Linked DNA regions of Mus musculus: region 2 is linked to region 1. Evidence: chromatin contacts called from ENCODE Hi-C data. All regions are on one chromosome and are shown on one strand. Each heading gives the region's core, a stretch centred on a gene start or an enhancer-like site at or near the end of the contact. The rest is flanking DNA. Distances are from core to core; before and after follow the strand shown. Region 1 holds the start of Guca2b (guanylate cyclase activator 2b (retina)). Region 2 holds the start of Hivep3 (human immunodeficiency virus type I enhancer binding protein 3).

The links. Hi-C counts contacts between places; a loop is a spot of excess contacts on that map.
Region 2: a map of left cerebral cortex shows a loop between it and region 1 (2.6-fold over the local background). The contact joins the promoter of Hivep3 here to the promoter of Guca2b in region 1. A Hi-C loop is called at or near these places in 5 of 37 maps with a recorded cell type or tissue (CH12.LX, left cerebral cortex and v-Abl transformed pro-B cells).

The regions. Positions count from the first base shown.
Region 1 is chr4:119,657,174-119,661,724 of GRCm38, reverse strand. It overlaps Guca2b (guanylate cyclase activator 2b (retina)), which reads left to right and starts at 2,780. Exons shown (of 3, transcript NM_008191.2): 1 at 2,780-2,944; 2 at 4,010-4,196. The coding sequence starts at 2,870. Gm35761 (a long non-coding RNA gene) reads right to left here and starts at 3,437. Exons shown (of 6, transcript XR_868074.3): 1 at 2,052-3,437; 2 at 1,493-1,603; 3 at 341-473.
Region 2 is chr4:119,812,806-119,817,356 of GRCm38, reverse strand. It overlaps Hivep3 (human immunodeficiency virus type I enhancer binding protein 3), which reads right to left and starts at 2,679. Exons shown (of 9, transcript NM_010657.3): 1 at 2,567-2,679.

The DNA of each region.
Region 1 (4,551 bases), core at 1,531-4,030:
GGAAAAGCTGTCAAGGTGGGCAGTCTCAGGGACTGAGCACATGAAATTTCTTGAAGCTGCATGACACTACCAAAGTAAGTGACTAGAGAAAAAGGATAGAGGCCCCAAGGACAAGTGCTGGTGGCCCTGTTGAGTTCTGACTTTAGGAGACAAGCAAACAGAGGATGGCTAGTCAAGGAAATGAAGAGATGGGGCCAGCATGATGTCAGAAATCTGGAAAGCCCATATACCCTGAGCCAAGTGGGCAAGAGCTCTGAGAGGTGCTCCTGAGGAAAGGGGGTGCCAGGAAGGTGGATGCCAAGCAGGGACTCAATGCGGGGAGAGGAGCAGCTAAACCTACAGAGGCACAGTGGTCTCCATCCTCATTTGTGTGAGTCTCCACAGGCTGGTACAGAAGTGGCTTTCCATGTGCATATGATGTAAGTGAGCTGGTCAGGTTGGCAGTGAGAATTTGCATCAGTGGCCAACTTGTCCTTCATGGATGGTGGGTCATTTGTAAAGAGATTAGAAATGGGATTGGAAAGTTTGAGTCTTGACAGGCAGAAGAGGAAGTCGTGACTCACTCCCTGGGAACAATGGCTCCAGCTGGGATACCCAGTGGCTGGAGAAAGGAGGGCAAGCCCCACTCTGGGACCTTCACACTCTGAAGGCTGGCTCCTATCCTTGGATATGGTGGTCAGTGGGTTGAGCTTGTCCCATGGAAAGAGTGGGATGGTAGCTCATGACAATTGCAAACACTGAGGAACCCGTCATTTTTCTACAAACCGGGAGCTAAAATCTCAGAAGTTCTATCACTTATCTGAGGTGACATGACTTAGGAAACCCAGTGCTCTAGATAGAATGGCAATGAGTCCAGCCTAAAAGGCTGGGAGTCCAATCTGTTACCCACCCCCCCCCCCAGGTTCAGAAACAGGGCTTGTCTGGGAAGATGTCATGGAGAGGAACGGGTGGTGAACCCAATCCCCTGGGCATGTGCTGGAGAAGTGATCTATCTGGGGACAGGGACAGACAGTGGTTTCCTGGGACAAGGGCTGTTAGTTCCCACAAACACTGTTAGGTTACTAATTGTGTTATTGACTTCAGTGGTGAGAAAACAGTCGTGGAGGGTAAGGAAGGTTGCATGATGGATAGTAGCTGGAGTCTGGGCCCAAGCCCATGTCCCCCTCCTTGCCTCTCTGCCTCGCTGCCTCGCTGCCTCGCTGCCTCCCTGCCTCCCTGCCTCCCTGCCTCCCTGCCTCCCTGCCTCCCTGCCTCCCTGCCTCCCTGCCTCCCTGCCTCCCTGCCTCCCTGCCTCCCTGCCTCCTGCCTCCCTGCCTCCCTGCCTCCTGCCTCCCTGCCTCCCTGCCTCCCTGCCTCCCTGCTTCCCTCCCTCCCTGCCTCGAGCTTCTTTCACTGTAGCAATGAAGGCTGAGCACAATTAGAGGTTCCAGACAGAATACCAGCCTGTTGCTACTACTCCCCAAGAGAGTCCAGGCAGAGAGCCTCGTCATACCTTGCATTACTCATGATCAAACATGTGAGCCACTGTTATCTGACGGTTATTAGCATCTTAGAGAGAAGAGAGTGTGAGACTCCAAAGACTCCAAAGAATAAAGGCCGAAGTCTGGATTCAAAACAAGACATAAGAAACTCCAAAGTTCACCGGAGACTTTTATCTGTTTCGACGTAAGATAAGCGTGGATCTAGGTGTTCTGGGCAGATGAAGTGTATCACACATGCAAGAGCAGGACAGGCCTGAAGGAGCATGTTCTTTTAACCACCAATCTGAAGGACTATAGGTGCCCAGGTAGGCTGTGGCGGTTTCAGCTCAGGCTCATGCTGGGATACCTGCCACGTGTCAGTCTGTACCAGGGCCAGCTGAGTCCCAGCAGGACCACTGTTCAAAGTAGCTGGACCTGGCCATGGTGATAACCCCATCAGAGAGACTTGACCCTCTTCTCCCTGCTCCAACCTTCACCCATTGGGGAGGTGCACTGTGAGATTAAGGGACCTGTTAGAGATGAGTCACCCAGAGAATGAAGGTAAATTCAAGGGACTGGAGCCCATCTTACCCACAGCTACCTCTGTGGGTGGCTTCCGATAGACGTGTGTGACCCGAGAGTAAAAGAAAACCTCAGTCAGACTTGATGTGACACCCCAGGCTCACACAGCAGCTGCCACAGCTCTGGCACTGAACCCTTGTCATCTCCTAGGAGATCTGAGCTCTTTCTTCCACACCATGTTGACCTGCTGGCTGCTGAGATATCAGTTGATATGGTTATACTCACTTGTTCTTGGGTACACATGGGAAAGGGCAGGCAAAGGCTGGTTACAAGGCTGGTCTTTCCGCAGTTCTAGACTCCGTGCAGGATGCTGGATATGGGAGAAGTTAATACTGGAAAACTCTGAAGTCAACTCTGTGTGCCCTCCTTGCTCTGAGCCATCTGCCTGCAAGTCAAAGAACCACAAGCTGACCTGGGCTAAAGACACAACTGAAGAGTCTGTTTGGCCTGAGGCAAATCACTTTACCTGATATCACTTTCCTGATCCATCACCTTTCCCCTCCTCCTGGTGTGGAGGAGAGAGTGAGAAGTGAAGTGGTCCAAGGTCTTCCCACAGAGCCCTATTCATGCCAGGCCCTTGGCAGACCATGTTCCCACAAGCTTGGATTCTTCTTCATCATCATCATCGCCCCTATCCCCTTCCTGGAACCAAGTCAGAATCTGTCAAAGAGCCAGGCCTCTGTCAACCCCACCCCAGCCAGACAGTTAATAAGTGACCAGAGCTCTGGACCCTGGCCTATAAGGGGCTGCTGGCCCAGAGGCAGGTGGCAGGCAGGTGGACAGCAGAGGAAGCAGGAACCCAGAGGTGTGAGCTTGGAAGCGAGGCCATGTCAAGAAGCCAACTGTGGGCTGCCGTCGTCCTGCTGCTGCTCCTGCAGAGTGCACAGGGTGTCTACATCAAGGTGAGACCCCCAGCCAGCCTACCTTTTACCTGGAGGACCTGGGCTCAGCCCAGCAGCCAGTCTAGACACCTGTTGGGTTGGGACTGCAGGCGTGTCAACAGCGGCAGTGATAGATGTAATGAGAGTGGCAGGTTTAGTCTCCTCTGCTCTCCTTGGAAGTCAGCACAGCCACAGTGTGGAAGGAACCCTAGAGGAGCCCAGAGGGAACTCTGTGGCTCCCTGCCTGTGCTCACCTACATGGGCAAATCACAGAATGGATTCCCTGGTAAGGAACCTTTGTGCTCACTGGAGGATAAATGGTGTCAAGCCTGGGTGAACATGTTCTAGGCAGAGCAAAGGCCAGACAAAGGGAACATGGACTTCAGAGGCCTCCCAGGGAGTGTTAGATGGGTGGGGCATGGAATCAGCCCTGGTTGTCGAGTGGCAGGATGCTTCTGGTTTCCCTAAACCTGTGTGACTACTACAGTCTAGCGTCTATATCAGGCAGGGTTTCCAGGAAGAGAATGAGAGAGAGAGAGAGAGAGAGAGAGAGAGAGAGAGAGAGAGAGAGAGAGAGAGAGAGAAGAAGAAGAAGAAGAAGGAGGAGGAGGAGGAGGAGGAGGAGGAGGAGGAGGAGGAGGAGGAGGAGGAGGAGGAGGAGTTGAGAGAATCAGTCTCAATAGAGCAAGCTTCACCAGGCCAGAGAGAGGACCTGTTAGCTGACCTGTCTAGTACTAGGCTTCCACAAGGGAAGGTCATGTCAGATGGGAAAGAGACAACCAGCTGGATGGAGGGAAAGACAGGATTTGAACACACAAGGGTCTTCTTGTTTCTAATGCCCATATGATGACCTACAGAGCTCTACAGCCTTTTGTGAGCAGCCTGGGACAGAAGGCCTCTATGTTGGTGGTGGCAGATCGCAATTCTACTTCCCTCCCCACAAGCTGCTTTTCTGCTGTGTTTTGGACTCTTTGTGAGCCCAGAGAATATTCTGGAGGACTCACGGGACCTTGATGAGCCCAGTCTCATGGCACTGCCTGCTCCTAACCAGGGCCTGATGACCTCTCACCCGTCCCTTCTCCCTAGTACCATGGCTTCCAAGTCCAGCTGGAATCAGTGAAGAAGCTGAATGAGTTGGAGGAGAAGGAGATGTCCAATCCCCAGCCTCGGAGAAGTGGCCTCCTCCCTGCTGTGTGCCATAACCCAGCCTTGCCCTTGGACCTCCAGCCTGTTTGTGCCTCCCAGGAAGCTGCCAGCACCTTCAAGGCCTTGAGTAAGGATAGGAACCCTTAGATCTTCTTGCACCCTCCCCTACCTCTCCATTGTCAGTTGTTTTTGTTAAAGCAACCCAGTAGCTGTGGACAGGGGGCTTAGAGGGTCACAGCTCCTGCCTGCCCCAGATCTGCCCCAGTCTGGGTACACTGATTCAGGTAGAAAAGAGCTCCATGGTCCTGAGAAGTTTCTCAAAGACCTCACAAGGTGGTGGGGAGGAACTCTGGGAAGAGACAGGTGTGATTACAGGAGACACATGCAGCTGATACATTTGATGCCATCAGGCTTGGAATGGCTCCCTGGGAGGTGACAGCTAAGCTAAAATGGGAAGGGTGGAGAAGAGCTGGGCACATGCT
Region 2 (4,551 bases), core at 1,430-3,929, 160 kb before region 1:
TGCTTTACACCTCACGGCTGTGCAGTCCAGACTGGGTGGCACCTACAATGCCTCCCAGCTGCAGAGCTCAGGGTACTTTCTGATCTATCTCATCCTCTTCTCAAAGTTCTAGTCCTTCCACCAGTGCTACAGACGAAGAGCAGAGCTGCTTGCTCAGGGAGCCAGGTTCCCTGCCCTGCCTGTCCTGGTACAGTTAGGGAGTGGTAAAATGTGCCCTGGGTAGTAGACTGGAAACCGGTCTGTCAGGGCCTAGGGGAATAAGTAAATAAATAAATAAATAAATAAAACCCTGAAAGACACCAAGGAACTTGCTGAGCAGGAAGAAAGACAAGTTGAAAGCTATCTAGTTGTCACACAGCTTTCTTAATGTTATCTTCCATCAAGTTGAATCTTGGAATCTGCCAGGACTTCAGACTAAATGTATCTCCTCTTGCCTGAACCTTTCACACACTAAATGCCTCCCTGGCTCATTTGGCAGGGGTCCAAGAGCAGCTTACACTTCTGCACTCTGAGGAGGGTGGCCACTGCTGTAATACAATGGGCGGAGACAGCTTGACAATAGTGCCAATTGAGTACATCTTGATCTACAGAGCGCACAGTAGCAGTTAGCCTTTAAAGCAACAACGCTCCCATCACCCCCGCCCCCACCAGCCAACTGCTGTACCAGAGTCTTGAGGACCAGAAAATAATTTTAGCCTTAGGAGGTCAGATGTAGTCACCAGTTTAACAAACCTGCCCACCAGCCCCAGGAGGAACAGATAAGGAACATGATCTCGGTCTCTATATTAAGAGCTCTGTGGACTGTGGGTACTTTACAGAGTTGGGTGGAAGGGAGAACTAAACTCTCCTGCCTGCAGAGCTCCTCACAGGACAGCTATCCTCCTACCTTGTAAAACCTCCAATATTGCAATGCAAGGATGGAAAGGGCATCCAGCTCCCAAGGCTGCACTCAAGCAGATCCACCAACATGGGGCTCGCTCCACCCCAGAGAAAAACTCTCCACAGCGAGCAGGACAGACTTTTCTTTGGCCCTTCCTCTGGAGGCACCTAAGTGGCTACCCTAGACCCAGTGTCCTTTATCCTCTTGAGTTAGGAACCTGAGGGCCCCGCAGAGGTGGCTATATCCTTCTCCATGAACAGAGAGGGGTGAGATTACAACACAAAGTTCAGACAAGCATCACCTGGGCAGAAATCAGTGGGAAAGTTTGAGATCAACACCAACCCAATTCTGAGACCTCTGTCCTCAAGCAAGAATCCTGCTCTTTGCCTGTGTTCTTGACCCTCAAATTGTTCAAATGATTCTTCCTTGTCCCCACATGCTTCCTGCTGTCATCCCACACATAATTACATAAAGACATTATAAACAACAAAAGCACCCAACTTGAGTGCAGAGGGCTGATGCTAGTATTTGGGCACTGGGTCTGATCATTAGTTGGGATTACATAATTACATAAACATGGGTTGGAGAACACTTCTGTAGAGGTTAGTTCAACAAATGCCTTGTTCTCATTCTCCCATCCCTCCACTCCCCACCCCCACCCCAACAACAGAAGGCAAGCCTGGGTTAAAAAAAAAAAAATCAAAACATGCCTGATATCTCCGGGGCACCTGGCTACCGCCTTGCAAAACCAAAGGCTGCCAGAACTTTTGAGATGCAAAGCACAAAGAGGACCACAGTACCACTCCTCTAAGCCAGCAGGCTCTTGTGCAAACATTGTCCCCAAAGTTCAAGGGCAGGTCAAGCCACAGAAAGGGTCCTGACCCTGACAAGCAGTATAAACCAAACCAGCCAGCTTCAAGGAAGTCCATACAGATCTCTGAGTTCCTCTACTCCACTACTTCTGTCCCAGCCACCAGTCTGGTTGCCCATCACCTCCCCAGGGGCCGTTTGTCACCAGCAGTGTTCCCATTTTAAAATATGGTGAAATGTGGGACATCTAGGAAGGGGCACCTGCTTTATTAGTGACAGGGCAAGACATTCCCCCAACCCCCACTCCCACTTCAGTTTGGTGTGGTGTAGTGTGCTTTGGGGAGAGGACTGACAAGGTGTGATTCTCCCCTCACCCCCCACCCACCCCCGTGGAATCGTTTTCAGGGGGTGGCAGGATTGCGAGCAGGGAGAAAAATCTCTCCCTTCGGTCCTGGCACCCAGCATCAGACCAAAATGATCCTTCTACCAAGCACTTAATAGACATCTCTGGGGCCTGACCCTTCCTAGAGCAGCAGCCTGGCCCAGGAGCCAGGTCTGCAGCGCAACGCAGCCGAGCTATCGCGGGGGGCGCGCGGCGCGCACAGGGTTACAGCCCAGCCACGGCTGCGAGTGATTGACGCGCGGGGGTCACTTGAGGTTCGCGCTCCCCCAGCCAGGCCGAGCGCGCAGACCACCGCGCACACTGTGGCCACCCTGCCAGCCCCGCCACCCAGACACCTGGCGTGAGAAAGGCAGCGACAAAATGGAATCCCAGCACTGTGGCACTTCCCGGTGGCGGCCGCGGGAGAAAACACAATCAGGGAAAAATAAAGCGCAAGGAATCCATCCGCGGAATAAAAACCCAGAGTCCCCTACCTTCAGCCTTGGGGTAGCAAGCTGGTCCTGTGTGTTCTCTGACCCACGGATCCAGCACCCTTCTTCAATTATTCCGGTCAGTCGGGATATTGTGCATTTTTTTTCATAAACACCTGTTTCAAGTAAGGGGTAAAGACCTTATTGAAGGAATTGCTCTTAAGAAATAACCTGTGCGTATGTCTGTCCATCCAGGCGTGCATGCGTGTTTGTATACACACATATGCACACGGAATACTCATGTACACTGGAGCACCAAACTAGGCAGGGGGATAATGGGAGAGTCGGCTGGTGGTGAGCATGCTCGCGCCGGGAACAGATCCACCCTCTGTTATTCCTCTGAATAAATATAAATCACGATCAGAAACCCAAACAGAAGCATCCCTCTTGAATTCCTGCTGGAAACACGGAATAAATTCAGCCCGCAGACACAGAATCTAATCAGCAGCTGCTTTCTGAATCCAGAGCCAACCCATGCCCCGCTTGTCTTTTCCACTAGGAGTCCAGACCTTTTTTTTTTTTTTTTTTAAGGGGTTTTAACCTTTTAAAGATACAGTACACCAATTATCACTTGAATAGCATGGCTGGGAATACTGAAAGAAGGCAGGCAGCACCAGGCCTATTGCCACACAGGGCAAATAGCAGGCAGTAACAATGTTCATTGACATCCATATATCTGCACACATGGATAATACATTACATGGTGGGAGAAACATATGCAAATACAGGATATATGCGAAGCACATGTTTGTTGCATGATGGGCTTCCCAATGATGAATAGCACTGCACATGAACACTTCTAAACATTCATGTTTAATAGGTCAGACTCTCGGCAGACTTTTCAAAACAGGGGTCACCCCTCTGGGGTCCCTTATTGCTCCTGAAGGGCCAGAGTGTCACTGCTGAAGGCAGTGAAGTGTCTACTGAAGCTCACCCTCCACCTCCAGCTTAATCCCAGAGCATGCCTCCCTGCCCTGCCCTGCCCCGCCCCGCCCCGCCCCGCCCCGCCCCGCCCCGCCCTGCCCTGCCCCGCCCTGCCCTGCCCTGCCCTGCCCTGCCCTGCCCTGCCCTGCCCAAGTCTCAGGGAACTGAAAGGTGTTCCCAGCCCACAGGATGGTTCTGGCACCATTTCTGATCCACCTTGAGATTCAGCCCCAGTTCCCGTTCTAGGACAGGTTTTCTTCTACTTACATCGGAAATTGAAACTGCCACCTGGGCTTTGGTATTTGACTATTCTGATCTGGCTCCTCTTTACATTTTTGTTAGCAAGGTTTCATTGCTGTCATTGTTCTGTTTTTAACTTTTTTGGGGGGGGCGGGGTCTGGGGGGGGGAGGTTGGAACAAAGTTGAGCATGAAGGTTGAACAACAGTGCAGGGAGATAAACCACCCCCAGCCTAAACTGTGCATGCCAACTACTTCAGCCACCCAGATGGCATCTAATCCAGTTTTGTTTTAGCTTTTAAAGAGGTACCACTGAGAAAAAACAAAAAGTAACTTTACTCTTACTTGAAAGGAAGAGCCTTATTTCAAGCCAAGAGCCCCAGAGGATCATCCCGGGCATGCTACCTGCCTCCTGCTCCTGACCATCAGCAGGCTCCTCCATCACTCTGTGCCTAGGGCCACTCTAGGACAGGTCCCTCCAGCTCTAGCCCCAGCTCTCATTTCCTCTTCTGGTCCTGCCAGGCAGACCACTGAAACCCATGCCTGGCTCTCTCTTACCTAGCCCTGTTTGCCTCACCCTCCCAGCCAAAACCAGCCCCCTCCCCTCCCAGACTCTTTAGAGAAAATTATCATATTTCATGTGTCATCGTCCTGGCTAGCTGAGTCTGTCACTGATTGGTTGGGCACTGGCAGCCGGAAATGTCACCAGCCACACAGCATGGAGCTAGCTCTCCTGTGGCTACCACAGACCTGAGCTTAGGAGGCTTGGTGACAAGGCACAGACCTACCACAGGGAGCCTGTCACTCTTCTCAAAGCCTCTCTTCT